Linked DNA regions of Homo sapiens: region 2 is linked to region 1. Evidence: read pairs that join two places in POLR2A ChIA-PET (ENCODE). Cell type or tissue: OCI-LY7. All regions are shown on one strand.

Region 1 (8,000 bases):
GCATTATTCACAATAGTCAGGATGTGGAAACAACCTATATGTTCATCTACAAATGAATGGATTAACAAAATATGGTATATACATAAAATAGAATATTTTTCAACATTAATAAAAGGAAATGCTATCATATGTGACAAGATAGATGAAGCTGGAGGACTTTTGCTGAGTTAAATAGCCAATCACAATAGGATAAATACTATATAGTAGTCAAACCCATAGAAGAGGAGAGTAGAATGGTAGCTGCCAGGGGCTTACAGACGGGGAAAATGGGGAGTTGCTGTTCAATGCATATAAAATTTCAGCTACAGAAGATGAAAACGTTCTAGAAGTCTGCTGCACAACACTGTGATTATAGCTGCAATACTGTGCTGTACACTTAAAATCTTAAGTAGATCTCATGTTGTGTATTTTTACCACAATAAAAGAAAAAAACTATTTTAAAAAGAGAAATTTCTAAAATGTTTATTTAATTTTTTTCAATATGATTCAAGTAGACATTTCATATGTGAAAAGGGGATGAACAGTCTGATCATAAAAATGTGCTTACAATTGAAAAACATGATTACTAAATCTGAAAATCACAATGGAAACAGAAAACAGCAGATTAAATATTACAGAAAACAGCAGATTAAATATTACAGAAAATCAAATCAGTGAATTAGAAAACCAGCTCAAAAAATTTTCTGAGAAAACAAAGGAAAAAATAAAAAGATGGCTATAACAAATGGAAGTGTAAGAGATGAAGAATATAGATTCAAAATCCCCAATACAGAGATAATATGAATTCCAAGAGGAAACAAACAGAAACTGGAGAAGCAATAAAGAAGTAGTACTCACAATGCTCATCAAGATTATACTGAAAAGAGCCTGAAAGAATGAACTTAAGGCTGGGCACGGTGGCTCACACCTGTAATCCCAGCACTTTGGGAGGCTGAGGCGGGCAGATCACTTGAGATCAGGAGTTTGAGACCAGCCTGACCAACATGGCAAAACCCCAACTCTACTAAAAATAAAAATAAAAAAAAAATTAGCCAGGCGTGGTGGTGTGTGCCTGTAATCCCAGCCACTCGGGGAGGCAGGAGAATTGCTTGAACCCAGGAGGTGGAGGTTGCAGTGAGCCAAGATTGCACCATTGCACCCCAGCCTTGGCAACAAGAGCAAAAATAACAGTAAATGGGACTGCTCTCTTGATTTCTTTTTGGATAATTCATTGTTAGTGTAAAGAAGTGCTACTGATTTTTGTATGTTGGTTTTGTATCCTGAAATTTTACTGAATTCATTTATTAGTTTAAATAGTTATTTAATGCAGTCTTTAGGGTTTTCTGCATATACAATTATGTCATCTGCAAATAGAAACCATTTTCCTTTTTACTTTCTGATTTGGATGCCTTTCTCTTGCCTGACTACTCTGGCTAGGACTGCTGTACTATTTAATAGGTGGTGACAGTGAGCCTTCTTGCCTTGTTCTTGATCTTAGAGGAAAAGCTTTTTTTAGCTTTTCACTGTTCGAGTATTATGCTAGGTATGGGCTTTGTCATATATGCATTTTATTATTCTGATGTACATTCCTTCTGTACTGAATTTATTGAGTTTTTATCATAAAAAAATATTGAATTTCGTCATGCTCTTTCTGCATCGATCCAAATGATCATATAATCTCTATTCTTCATTCTGTTAATGTGGGGTATCGCATTTATTATTTAGCATATATTGTACCATCCTGGCATCTTAGGGATAAATCCCACTTGATTATGGTGTATGATTCTTTTAATGTGCCATGGAATTCAGTTTGCTAGTATTTTGTTGAGGATTTTTGCATCTATGTTATTCAGGTATTGGCTTGTAATTTTCCTTTATTGTAGTGTCTTTGTCTGGTTTTGGTATCAGGGTAATGCTGGCTTTGTAAAATGAATTTGGGAGTATTCCCTCTTCAGTGTTTTGAATGGGTTTGAGGAGGATTGGCATCACTTCTCAAATGTTTGGTAGAATTCACCAGTGAAGTCATCTGGTTCTGGGCTTTTCTTGGTTGGGAGATTTTTAATTACTGATTCAGTTTCCTTACTAGTTATTGGTCTGTTCATATTTTCTATTCTTCATGATTCAATCTTGGTAAGTTTTGCATTTCGAGTAATTTGGTCATCTCATCTGGGTTATCCAATACATTGGCATACTGTTGCTCATAGTACTTTCTTACAGTTCTTTTTATAACTTTTTTTTTTCTCTTGAGATAGATTCTCACTCTGTCACCCGGACTGGAGCACAGTGGTGCAATCACTGCTCACTGCCGCCTTGACATCTTGGGCTGAAGCAATCCTACCTCATCCTCCCAAGTAGCTGGGACCTCAGGTGTGTGCCACCACATCCAGCTAATTTTTATTATTTTTATTTTTTTGTAGAAATGAGGCTCACTATGTTGCTGAGGCTGGTCATGTACTCCTGGGCTCCAGCAGTCCTCCTGCCTCAGCCTCCCAAAGTGTTGGGATTACAGGCATGAGCCACTGCACCCAGTCATTCTTTTTATTTCTGTTAAATTGAGTGTAATGTCTTATCTTTCATTTCTGATTTTAGTTGTTTAGTCTTCTCTCCTTTTTTCTTATTCTGTGTAGCCAAAGGTTTTTCAATTTTGTTGATCATTTCAATAAATCAACTCTTAGTTTCATTTTCTCTGTTGTTTTTCTATTTTCTGTTTTATCCCTGCCCTAATCCTTACTATTAATATTTACTTCCTTCTGCTGGCTTTGAGTTTAGTTTGTTCTTTTTTTAGTTCCTTAAGGTGTGCATCTAGGTTGTTAGAGTTTTTTTTCTTTTTTAATATAAGCTTTTACAGTTGTAAATTTTCCTCTTAGCACTGCTTTCACTGAATCCTACACATTTTGGTATGTTGTGTTTTTGTTTTCATTTGTCTCAAGATGTTTTCTAATTTCCTTTATTTTGCTTTCTTATTTGACTCATTGATTGATGAGAATTTGTTGTTTAATTTTCACACATTTGTGGACTTAATAAGTCATTTTGTTAATTGCTTTCTGACTGTTATATAATTCCTTTGTTCATTTCTTCCTTATATTTCTTTGTGATTTGATGATGTGTTTATTGTTACTGTGGTTTGCTTTGATTCTTTTTTTTTATGTTTTGTGTACTTACTATATTTAAAGAATTTGTGTTACCATAAGGCTTACATAAATCATCTTATAGTTGTAACAACCTATTTTAAGCTGATAACTTCGATTGCATTAAAAAATTCAATACTTTTACTCACACACTTTGTTATTAATGTCCCGATTTTCACCTTTTAATATTCTGTATTCATTAACAAATTATTTTGTGGTATGAAACCATCCAAGTTGTCCCATAAAATGGATGTTTATGGTTTTTTTGAATAAACATAGAAATTAACCCACCCAGTCTTAACACTGGAGAAACTTAACGTTTGTCTTATTTGAGTTCCTGTCTCTGGAAACCAACCATCAGGTATCCCAGATAGTATCAAGGAACTGAAACTTACCAGATCACTGCATCTAGACAATGTTATGCCAGACCCCTCACCTATCATGATTGCCTGACCAACCACCTGCTTCCTGTTGACGAACTCCTCTTCCTTACCAGTCCCTAATTCCTGTTTTCCCACAGGTAGTTACAGTTCTTCCTGCTATATAAACTAATTTTAGTTGGGCGAGGAGATGGATTTGATACTGATCTCCCATCTGCTTGGCTGCAGTGCCCAAATAAAGCCTTCTTCCCTAGCAATACTCATTGTCTCATTGATCTCATTGATTGACTTTCTGTGCGGTGAGCAATGGGACCTAGACTGGACTCCTGGTGTTTCAGTAACTGTTATAGTTATTTTTAAGACTTTCATCTTTTCATTTTTATGTTGAAGTTGAAAATGATTTATGCACCACTATTATATCAATAGAGTAATCTGTATTTTATATATAATTTTATCAGTGAGTTTCATATTTTCATGTGTTTTCATGCTACTAACTAGTGTCCTTTCATTTCAACTTGAAGAACTCCCTTTAGAATTTCTTTTAAGTCAAGTGTAGTGGTGATGAACTCCTTCAACTTTTGTTTATCTGGGACCGTATCTCTCTTTCATTTTTAAAGGACAGATTTGCATGGTATATAATAATATCCTTGACTGGCAGTTTTTCTCTTTCAGTACTTTGCATATATCATCCCATTCTCTCCTGGCCTATAAAGTTTCTGTTGAAAAATCCTTTTACAGTTTTATGAGTCTCCTTTGTATGTAGTGAGTTGCTTTTCTCTTTTTGATTTCAAAATTCTTTGTCTTTGACTTTTGGCAATTTGATTATAATGTGTCCTGGTGTAGATCTCTTTACATTCAACCTACTTGGGATTCTTTGAGCTTCATAAATCTGGATGTCCATTTTTCTCTTCAGATTAGTTCTTTAAATAAGCTTACTGCTTTTCTCTCTCTTCTCTTTCTCTAACTTTAGTAATATGTAAATTGGCCTGCTTGATAGTGTCTCATAAGTTTCTTATGTTTTCTTCAGTCTTTTAAAAACATTTTTGCTCTTGTGGAATGTATAATTTCAAATGTCCTGTCTTTGAGTTTACTGATTCTTTCTTGTACTTGATCAAGGCTGCTGTTGAGCCCCTTTAGTTAAGTTTTTAGTTCAGTTATTGTATTCTTCAGCCCTCAAATTTTTCTTTTTAAAAATATTTTGTTTGTTAAAATACTCATTTTGTTTATGCATAATTTATCCTAAGCTTATTGAATATTTTGATTATGGTTGTTTTTAATTCTTACCAGCTAATCCATTTACCTTCATTTCTTTAGGGTTGGTTTCTGGAGATTTATTTTGTTCCTTTCTTTGGGCCATTTTTCATTTTCCTTGACCCTTTGTGTTAATGTCTGCATATTTGAAAAACAGCCGCTTCTCCCAGTCTTTATGGATTGGCTTTGTACAGGGGCAGACCTTCAAGAATCGGCCTGAGTAGAGATTCTGGGGTCCTCATAAACTTTTTCTGTGGATATGTCTTCTCTGGACTTCTGTGTGTAAATTTCTAAATAGTGGGATTTTCTGGTTTCTGTTTTTAGGAGATCATAATCTCTTGTTCCTTCTTATTCTGTGTCTTGTACCATGGGCCTTCTGGAGCTAGTAGCACACTGGCTCAATCCTTTTTTGGTTATTACTTGCTTTTTTAGTTTCAGCTGCCCCTAGGCACTTAGTTTATGCTGCGTCCCACCAGTGCTTCAAGACAGATGAGACAGAAACAAGTTCCTTGGGCAGTCCCCCAAGAGTCTGAATGTTGGATATATGCTTTAGTTTTCTCTTTCCCTCCCCAGGGAGAAGCTGTGGACCATGAGTTTTTCTAATTGTGCTGAGCCAGGGGTAGGAGCTCTGGCCGTGAGTGTTTACTAGTCCAAACCACCACCTTTGTTCTCAGTGGTCCCCAGGCATTTAGAGAATACCAGTCCTGTGAGTACTTGCAGAATCCGGTCCCTTAGGCAGCCCCTTCCAAAAGCCAGAATGTTGGACAGATGCTTCAGCTTTTTCGTTCCCCAGGGAGAAGTTGGGACTGGGGGTTTCCACCTGCTAGTTCTGAGCTGGTGGGAGGGGCTATGGTCAGTTACTGCATACTAGTCCAAACTGGAGGCTTCGTTCTCAGCAGTTCCCAACCTGGGACCCTTTCCTGTCACAGCTAAGATTCAGGCAAGACAGCAACAAGTCCCTTAAGTAACCTTGCTTATGGCGCAAGAGGATTCCACAAATTTTCCTACTGGCTTCAGTGTGGTTGGTTTCATGCTTGCCTGGAGTACAGGAGCCTCTCATCTGGTCTCTGGATGTCTCACAAAGGAAATTTTGGTCTATGTATTGTTGTTGAATTTATGTGTCCATTGAGAGAAGGAGAGTCTTGCTGACATCTGACGTCACCCCCTAAAGTAATTTTCTTTTACAGGAGGACATTTGATTGGTCTTCCTTTAGGCTTTATATCTATATATCTATATCTATATCTATATCTATATATAGTATCATTCCTTATTTCTTTATCTGTACAGGGATAAGTTTATATTTTTCTAGTATTAAGAATCAGCATTGATACTTTGAGAGTGTTTGTGAATTCCTGTTGAAATATTTTCTCATTAGGAAAAAGTGAAAGGGAAAATTTATATTCTCCTAGTTTTATGGCTTAAGAGTAGTAAAGGGCATGTCAGGGAATGTTACAAATGTACTGAATTTTTTCTTTCCATGTTGGTTTTGGCATCCTGAAATTAATTGAGGCACAATACCGCTTTTCTGCTTGGCACAAGTACCATATTATGAGCTCACTGTGATCAGGTCCCCTGTACCAATTGTAGGTTGTGCTTATAAGCACCAGGACTTGCTATTCTGTGTGGCGTGTGGCACTTGTTATTCATAAAAAGGCTTTTAAGGTTGAACTTTTCTCCCACTTTCTGTTTCACTGTTCACTCAGACCACTAGTGCCATCACTGAATTTCAGCCTTTGTACTTACTTAGAGTTTAAGTTGTTTCCAGCTGGAGACAGTCTTATGGCAGAAAATGAAACATCTGTACCTAATGTCCTGTTTTTCTTGTGCCAGCCAGATTTTAACAATGATACCAACCTTCTCCTTCAGTTGGCTCAAATGCCTTCACAAGAAGCTGGCTTCTGCAATGCCTCTCCATTACTTGGGCTTCATTGGAGCACGTATTAGGGGTAACATAGTAAGTTTAGTTAATAATAATGGACATGTTGAATTGGAAGTAGGGCTATTCATTTTGTTTTGTAATGGGTTTGGAGGCCAAGGGAGCAATTTGGACTATAGATGTAGATTTTGTAAGCAAAACTTATTATTTGAAAAACTAATACATTGGATCATCCAGAGAAAGCATGTAAAATGAAAATAAATTAGACACAGAACTCTGGGATCACAGCATGTATGGGATGGGCAAAGAAAGCTAGTGAAGGTTATTGTGAAGGAGATCTCTGAATGATAGGATGAGAACCATGGAAAAATGGTTTTTGTTTGTTCGTTTGTTTTTAGACAGGGTCTCACTCTGTCACCCAGGCTGGAGTGCAGTGGAACAATCACAGCTCACTGTAGCCTCAACCTCCCGCTGGTCTCAAGTGATCCTCCTACCTCAGCCTCCCAAGTAGCTGGGACCACAGGCATGTACCACCATGCCCGACTGACTGCTTTTTGTCGCATGTTGCCCAGGCTGGTCTCAAACTCCTGAGTTTAAGCAATAGGCTGACCTTGGCCTCCCAAAGTGCTGGGATTACAGTTGTGAGCTACTGCACCTGGCCAGAGAATGGTTTTATGGAGCCATTGAATGCAGCATCTTTAAACTACTATCTCTAATGTTTTAGTGAGATCAACTAAATTAAGGACAGATTATGACTCATTTTCTTGAGTGTCTAGGAGACTGTTGATGACCTTAGTTATAGGACTTTTGGGATGAATGCAAGTCATACTGTAGTTGATTGAAAAATATATGACAAGTTAGAGCATGGACCCAATAACATTTTTGAAAATTTATCGTGAGGGTAAAGAGGTTGGTACAGAAGGACAGCTACAAGTGAAACAAGAGGGTGTGTCGTTTTATGTATGCAACCCTGTGCAATAAATAGATAAACATTTCAGGCTCATTTTTAAATTAGTATTTTTTTATGAGAAGAATTTTAATATTTAAGCATTTTTCAATTTTTAAGTATAGATCTTTTTATGATTATTTAATCTATTCTTAAGAATACGCCACTGCTTAGTATGACATATCAGGTTACCTCTCCTCATAGAGTTTTAAATGCTTGTATCAGCTGATGCACATTGACTGGTACAATTATACTCAAAATATTAACTTTGCCCATTTTTCTCATTTGATTTTAACTATTTGGATGTTTGTACTACTGAATAGGGGTATTAAAAAAAACAGCTCTCTTTAAAACAGCTTTTTCAGCCATTTTACATTACTTATTAACTAGTCTAAGGAATGTTATTCTGTGAGTTTTAATTACAAAATACATTTGTTTT
Region 2 (8,000 bases), 55 kb after region 1:
TCATGCATTGCATCAGAAATTCATTTTTAAATGTGTTTGACTTTATTTTTTCCTAAATCCTTATGTTTCTGTTTTTCTTTTGGGCATACTATAAAAATATTTGAGGCATCATTGAGAAGTTTGCATGTAATCATAAACTTATTCCATATATTAAAATATATTCAGTGTACATTTTTCTAAAATAATCCTTTGTGCAATTACAGTCATTTCTGACTTATTTTGATGAAGTTTTTTTATCATATTTTTCTCCATTGCACAATATTTAAAAGTATCTGCTGATTTGCCCCTGTGTAAAAACTATCTTAGTTTCATCTATCTTTTAAAGTAGCATGTCTGATTATAAAATAAATTATGTAGATTTTTATTAAAGACATTTTGGGAAATAGAGACATATGTAAGGAGGGAAATAAAATCACCTATAGAATCAACACCTAGAAATAAAAAATACTGGTAATATATTTACGTTTTTTTTTCTTTTCTCTATGTGTTCTATAAACATATGTTTTCCTTAAGAAAATTGGTATGGCCAGGCACGGTGGCTCACGCCTGTAATCCCAGCACTTTAGGTGGGCAGATCACGAGGTCAGGAAATTGAGACCATCCTGGCTAAAATGGTGAAACCCCGTCTCTGCTAAAAAAAATACAAAAAATTACTCGGGCATGGTGGCGGGTGCCTGTAGTTCCAGCTACTCAGGAGGCTGAGGCAGGAGAGTGGCATGACCCCGGGAGGCAGACCTTGCAGTGAGCCGAGATCACGCCACTGCACTCCAGCCTGGGTGACAGCACAAGACTCCTTCTCAAAAAAAAAAAAAAAAAAAAAAAAAAAAAAAAAAAAAAAAAGAAAAGAAAATCTTATGTCTACTTGCTTAAATCCCTTTTATTCAACATTTAATTGTTGGCATGAGGATAAATGCTGTTCTGTTTCGAAGTTTGTTAGAGCCTTACATGTCCCTATAAAACAACTCTTGTGCATGTTCTCATCTAAAAATGCCTTTATTGTTGCTGGGTAATATTTTTAAAACAATAAATAGCATTCTTTTAAGTGAGTCAACTTTATTTAAAATTAAATATTAGCTCTCAAGTATTTAATCATCCCTTTCTCAACTCATTCTTCAGAGATAATTATTGCTGAAAATTTAATGGGTATTCTCTTTAAAATTCTCTAGGATTATTTCTTTTTAAGTAAAATTAGATCATATACTGTATATAGACCATTTCATTGCTTTTTTTTTTTTTTTTTTGAGACGGAGTCTCGCTCTGTCGTCACCCAGGCTGGAGTAGAGTGGCGTAGTTTCAGCTCACCGCAACCTCCACCTCCCGGATTTAAGCAATTCTCCTACCTCAGCCTCCTGAGTAGCTGGGATTACAGGTGTGCGCCACCATGCCCGGCTATTTTTTGTATCTTTAGTAGAGACGGGGTTTCACCAGGTTGGTCAGGCTGGTCTCAAACTCCTGACCTCGTGATCCGCCTGCCTCGGCCTCCCAAAGTGCTGGGATTACAGGCGTGAGCCACCGTGCTCAGCCCATTTCATTGCTTTTTGACTGACATATATATTCTGATGATTTTTTCCATATCAGAAATATCACCCCATTCTTATTCATAATTACATAAATTTTACTTTACTGATACATCATGTTTTATGAATATAATTTGCTATTGATGCATGTAGGCTGTTTAGAGTATTTTTCTATAACAAATGGTATTTCAAGAATACCCCTATGCATATCTTTGTGTATTATGTGTCTTTTCTTGCAGAATAAATGATGTGAAATGGAATGGCTCAGTCACAGGATGGCACATTTGCATTTTAGATTGACGTTGACAAGTTGTCCTTAAAATAAGGTTATGTCTGCATAGGGCTGCAGGCATGGGAGTGTATGGAGTATTGGCTAGTGGATATAGAGTTTCTTTTTAGGATGATTAAAATGTTCTAAAATTAGATTGTGCTAACGGTTGTATAACTCTCTGTTATATTAAAAACCTTTGATTTGTATTGTGTAAATGTGTGAATTTTATGATATATAAATTATATTTCAGTAAAACTTAAGAAGGGTTATGTCTATTTAAGTTAACATTAATGGTATAGAGAATGCCTCTTTTTCCATTTTGTTATTAACACTCGAGCAATTTGCATGTTAAAGTATCACTTCTTTTTTGTATGTCTTACAAATATTTTTCTCTGTGAATATCTTTTGATTTGTGCTACTTTTTAGTGTAGAGAAGGTTTCTTCTATTTTTAACTTTTTAAAATTAATTTTGAATTTTTGTGCGTACATAGTAGGTGTATATATTTGTGGGTTACATGATATAGTTTGATACAGGCCTGCAATGCATAATAATCACATCAGGGTAAATGGGGTATCCATCATCTTAAGCATTTATCCTTTGTGTTACAAACAATCTATACTCATTTAGTTGTTTTAAAATGTACAATTAAATTTTTTTTTTGACTGTAGTCACCTTATTGTTCCAGCAAATTATAGGTTTCTTCGTTCTTTCTACTTTTTATACCCATTAACCATCCCAACTCCCCCCCTGCCTTCCCACTACCCTTTCCAGCCCCTAATAACCATCATTCTACTCTCTATCTCCATGAGTTCAATTGTTTTTAATTTTTAGCTCCCACAAATAAGTGAGAACATATGAAGTTTGTCTTTCTGTGCTTGGCTTATTTCACTGAACATAGTAACCTCCAGTTCCATCCATGTTGTTGGAAATGACAGGATCTCATTCTTTTTAATAGCTGGGTAGTACTCCATTGTGTATGTGTACCACATTTTCCTTATCCATTCATCCGCTGATGGATACTTAGCTTGCTTCTAAATCTTCACTATTGTTATTAGTGCTGCAATAAACATGGGAGTGCAAATATCTCTTCAATATGCTGATTTTCTTTTTTTGGAGTATATACCTTGGAGTGGGATTGGTGGATTGGTAGTTCTATTTTTATTTTCTTTTGAGGAACCTCCAAACTGTTTTCCATTGTGGTTGTATTAATTTACATTCCCACCAACCCAGTGTACAAGGGTTCTCTTTTTTCCACATCATTGCCAGCATTTGTTATTACCTATCTTTTGGATAAAAGGCATTTTAACTGGACTGAAATGATATCTCCTGGTAGTTTTGATATGCATGAGAAGTTTCCTTTTAAATAGTTGCATCTGTCAGCCTTTTCTCTAGGCTTCTGGTTTTTGTATTATGCTTACAAAAGCCTTTCACCTTCCAACATAACAAAAAATTACCTCTTTTTTGTCTATTTAAAAATTTTATTTTTCTATTTAAATATTAGATCTCTTTCAGAGGTTTTGCTGTAAATACTGATAGTAATCTATGTTAGTTCTTTTTTTGTTGTTTTGTCTTTGGACATGGAGTCTCGCTCAGTCACCCAGGCTGGAGTGTGGAGTGCAGTGGCACAATCTTGGCTCACTGCAACCTCTGCCTCCCAGGTTCGAGCAATTCTCCTGCCTCAGCCTCCCGAGTAGCTGGAACTACAGGCACTCACCACCACGCCTGGCTAATTTTTTTGTATTTACAGTAGAGACGGGGTTTCACCGTGTTGCCCGGGCTGGTTTCGAACTCCTGAGCTCAGGCAGTCTGCCCACCTTGGCCTCCCAAAGTGCTAGAATTACAGGCGTGAGCCACCGCGCCTGACCTCATTAGTCAGTTCTTAATGGTATAAAATAAAAATTTAGGAGTTTGAAATACTTATATTAAAGGATCCAGTAAGTCTGGAGATAATTAATTGATACCAATTTTTTACAGATTATAGAGTTTATCTGTGTCATTGTATTAGTCCGTTCTCATGCTGCTAATAAAGACATACCCAAGACTGGGTAATTTATAACGAAAAAGAGGTTTAATGGACTCACAGTTCTGTATGGCTGGGAGGCCTCACAATCATGGCAGAAGGCAAAAGAGGAGCAAAAGCACATCTTACATGGTGGCAGGCAAGAGAGCATGTGCAGGGAAACTGCCCTTTATAAAACCATCAGATCTCATGAGACTTATTCACTATCATGAGAACAGCACGAGGAAAATCCTTCCCCATGATTCAATTACCTCTCACTGGGTCCCTCTCACAACACATTGGAATGATGGTAGCTACAGTTCAAGATGATATTTGGGTGAGGACACAGCCAAACCATATCAGTCATGAAGGATTTATTAAAGTATTTAATTTTGTTGAAGTTTTAGTGAGTCTTAAAATATTTAGCCTTTAGAAATGGAGCTATTTAATAAAATACAACTTCCATTTTAAATTCATATTGTTCAGAAGATACTTAGATGTTAACATGAGTAAAATATGTAAAATTACTAATAGAATTAATGGTTATTTAACCTAATTTACTAATTAATATTAATATTAATATTAATATCTAGTTTTATTGGAGTTAAAGAATTATAGTGGTTTGTTTTGGTGGCTACAGATACACATATAAAAATTTTTTTTTTTTTTTGAGACAGAGTCTCGCTCTGTCGCCCAGGCTGGAGTACGATGGTGCAGTCTTGGCTTACTGCAACCTCTGTCTCCTGGGTTCAAGCAATTCTTGTTCCTCAGCCTCCCAAGTAGCTGGGATTACAGGCACACGCCATGACATCTGGCTAATTTTTATGTTTTTAGTAGAGACAGGGTTTTGCCATGTTGGCCAGGCTGGTCTCGAACTCCTGACCTAAAGTGATCCACTGCTTCTGCCTCCCAAAGTGCTAGGATTATAGGCATGAGGCACCGCACCTGACCCACATATTAAATATTTTAAGATGTTCTTAACAATTTTCAATTTATTTTGGGCATATTTCTCATATGTTATGGGAAAACATGTTCAGTGACAGTGATCCTTTATTTTAACTTTAGCCTATCATTCACAAACATACTTGGACTTGCTTGCCTTTGTAATTGCTAACACATTTTCTCTGATATCCACATCACAGAATTGTGTGACAGTGAGCATCATCAAGCAACGGGTCTTTCTTTCTTTCTTTCTTTTTTTAGTAATCTGAAGAAAGGCTTTTTGACATTATGACATTTGGAAAAGTTTTCTCACTGAAAATGAAAGAACAGACAACACAACAAGAAGAGGTCAATTTTTCAGAGAACAGATGGTAGAAATTGCTCCTTTGGTAAAAGGCGAAAGATTTATACAATCTGAAGAGAAACCGGAGTAAAAAATTACTCTTTTTGTGAAATAAAATAGAAAATTTCCTTTGACCTTTCTTTTCACCCATATTGAATGTTTCCATCTATTGCCTAAAAAGAGATGTTGCTTCTTTATTATGTGTAATGCCAAGTAGGCCTTTTTTTCCCCCTGAGATGGAGTCTTGCTCTGTTGCCAAGGCTGGAATGCAGTGGCGCAATCTCGGCTCACCATAATCTCTGTCTCCTGGGTTCAAGCGATTCTCCTGCCTCAGCCTCCCGAGTAGCTGGGACTACAGATGCGTGCCACCATGTCCGGCTAATTTTTGTATTTTTAGTAGAGACAGGGTTTCACCATGTTGGCCAGGCTGGTCTTGAACTCCTGACCTTGTGATCCACCTGCCTCGGCCTCCCGGAGTGCTGGGATTACAGGCGTGAGCCACTGCGCTTGGAATTAGGCCTTTTTTTTTTTTTGTCTGTGAGTCTGCTAGTCAAATATATAATTTAAATAACTCTAGGATAAAGAAAGCCACAGTTATTGACATAATAAATGACAGAACTGTTATAGATTTCATATGAAACATAGCATTCAGATATGCATAATGTCACATAATTTGATAAATAATTGTACAAAGAAATGCCATTGTAAATGCCACCCAGGCAAGAATTAGATAATTGCCAATATCCTAAGAAGCCTGCTGTCTGACCATTTGTAATCATATTCTCTTCCATCTTTCCTAGAAGTAACCACTATTCTGATTTTTCTGATGATAATTTTCACCTATTTGTTTTAATATTGATTTTAGCATTAATACCTGCATCTTTGAAAATTGAAATATTTTTATTTTACCAGATTTTGAACTTTATATGAAGAGAACTAAACTTTTTATTTATTTTTATTTTTTATTTTATTTTACTTTTTCTTTTATTATACTTTAAGTTCTGGGATACATGTGCAGAACGTACAGGTTTGTTACATAGGTATACACTTGCCATGGTGATTTGCTGCACCCATCAACCTGTCATCTACATGAGGTATTTCTCCTAATGCTATCCCTCCCCTAGCCCCCTACCCCCTGACAGTCCCCAGTGTGTGATGTTCCTCTCGCTGTGTCCATGTGTTCTCATTGTTCAACTCCCACTTATGAGTAAGAACATGCAGTATTTGGTTTTCTGTTCTTGTGTTAGTTTGCTGAGAATGATGGTTTCTAGCTTCATCCATGTCCCTGCAAAGGACACGAACTTATCCTTTTTTATGGCTGCATAGTATTCCATGGTGTATATGTGCCACATTTTCTTTATTCAGTCTATCATTGATGGGCATTTGGGTTGGTTCTAAGTCTTTGCTATTGTGAACAGTGCTGCAATAAACATACATGTTCGTGTGTCTTTATAGTAGAATGATTTATAATCCTTTGGGTATATACCCAGTAATGGGAATGCTGGGTCAAATGGTATTTCTGGTTCTAGATCCTTGAGGAATCTCCACACTGTCTTCCATAATGGTTGAACTAATTTACACTCCCACCAACAGCGTAAAAGTGTCCCTATTTCTCCACATCCTCCCAGCATCTGTTGTTTCCTGACTTTTTAATGATGGCCATTCTAACTGGTGTGAGGTGGTATCTCCTTGTAGTTTTAATTTGCATTTCTCTAATGACCAGTGATGATGAGCTTTTCTTCGTATGTTTGTTGGCCGTATAAACGTCTTCTTTTGAGAAGTGTCTGTTTCTATCCTTCACCCACTTTTTGATGGGGTTGTTTGTTTTTTTTCTTGTAAATTTGTAAAGTTGTTCCTTGTAGATTCTGGATATTAGCCCTTTGTCAGATGGATAGATTGCAAAAATTTTCTGCCCTTCTGTAGGTTGCCTGTTCACTCCGATGATAGTTTCTTTTGCTGGGCAGAAGCTCTTTAGTTTAATTAGATCCCATTTGTCAATTTTGGCTTTTGTTTCCATTGTTTTTGGTGTTTTAGTCATGAGGTCTTTGCCCATGTCTATATCCTGAATGGTATTGCCTAGGTTTTCTTCTAGGGTTTTTATGGTTTTAGATCTTATGTTTAAGTCTTTAATCCATCTTGAGTTAATTTTTATATGAGGTGTTAGGAAGGAGTCCAGTTTCATTTTTCTACCTATGGCTAGCCAGTTTTCCCAACACCATTTATTAAATAGGGAATCCTTTCCCCATTGTTTGTTTTTTTCGGGTTTGTCAAAGATCAGATGGTTGTAGATGTGTGGCGTTATTTCTGAGGCCTCTGTTCTGTTCCGTTGATCTATATACCTGTTTTGGTACCAGGAACATGCCGTTCTGGTTATGTAGCCTTGTAGCATAGTTTGAAGTCAGGTAGCCATGATGCCTCCAGCCTTGTTCTTTTTGCTTAGGATTGTCTTGGCTGTATGGGCTCTTCTTTGGTTGCATATGAAATTTAAAGTAGTTTTTTCTAATTCTGTGAAAAAAAAGTCAATGGTAGCTTGATGGGGATAGCATTGAATCTATAAATTACTTTGGGCAGTATGGCTATTTTCACAATATTCATTCTTCCTATCCATGAGCATGGAATGTTTTTTCATTTGTTTGTGTTCAAAGAGAACTAAACTTTTCATATTCTTTTATGTCTTGCTTCTTTTGCTCAATAGTATGTTAGAGGCATTGTTGTGCCATATAGTTGTAATAGGTTTGTTTGCACTGTTTTCTATTTAATGAATGTCATATTTCTTGCCTTTTTTGATAAACTTTATTCTAATTTTTTGCCTTTACAAATAATAATTCTATGAATAACCTTGTGTGTGTATCCTGATATACATATGCAAGAGTAGAAACGGGGTTTTACCATGTTGATCAGGCTGGTCTCGAACTACTGACCTCAGG

Evidence for each region. ChIA-PET counts read pairs that join two places held together with the same protein. Peaks named below come from ENCODE experiments on the same cell type or tissue, not always from the same donor. Only the 100,000 strongest peaks of a DNase experiment are listed, where the experiment ranks them.
Region 2: POLR2A ChIA-PET joins it to region 1 with 9 read pairs; 3 of 35 experiments call an interaction of 5 or more read pairs at or near these places.

Annotation. Positions count from the first base shown.
Region 1 is chr17:66,133,832-66,141,831 of GRCh38, reverse strand. All of the region lies in intron 4 of CEP112 (centrosomal protein 112), which reads left to right. Among named protein-coding and RNA genes, the nearest start is that of CEP112, 54 kb to the left of the region's middle. In OCI-LY7, no CTCF peak of the experiment used is centred here; a DNase peak (open chromatin) is centred at 3,501; H3K4me3 peaks cover 1,901 bases; H3K27ac peaks cover 2,815 bases.
Region 2 is chr17:66,079,221-66,087,220 of GRCh38, reverse strand. The region is part of intron 8 of CEP112 (centrosomal protein 112); the gene reads left to right. Among named protein-coding and RNA genes, the nearest start is that of CEP112, 110 kb to the left of the region's middle. In OCI-LY7, no CTCF peak of the experiment used is centred here; no DNase peak of the experiment used is centred here.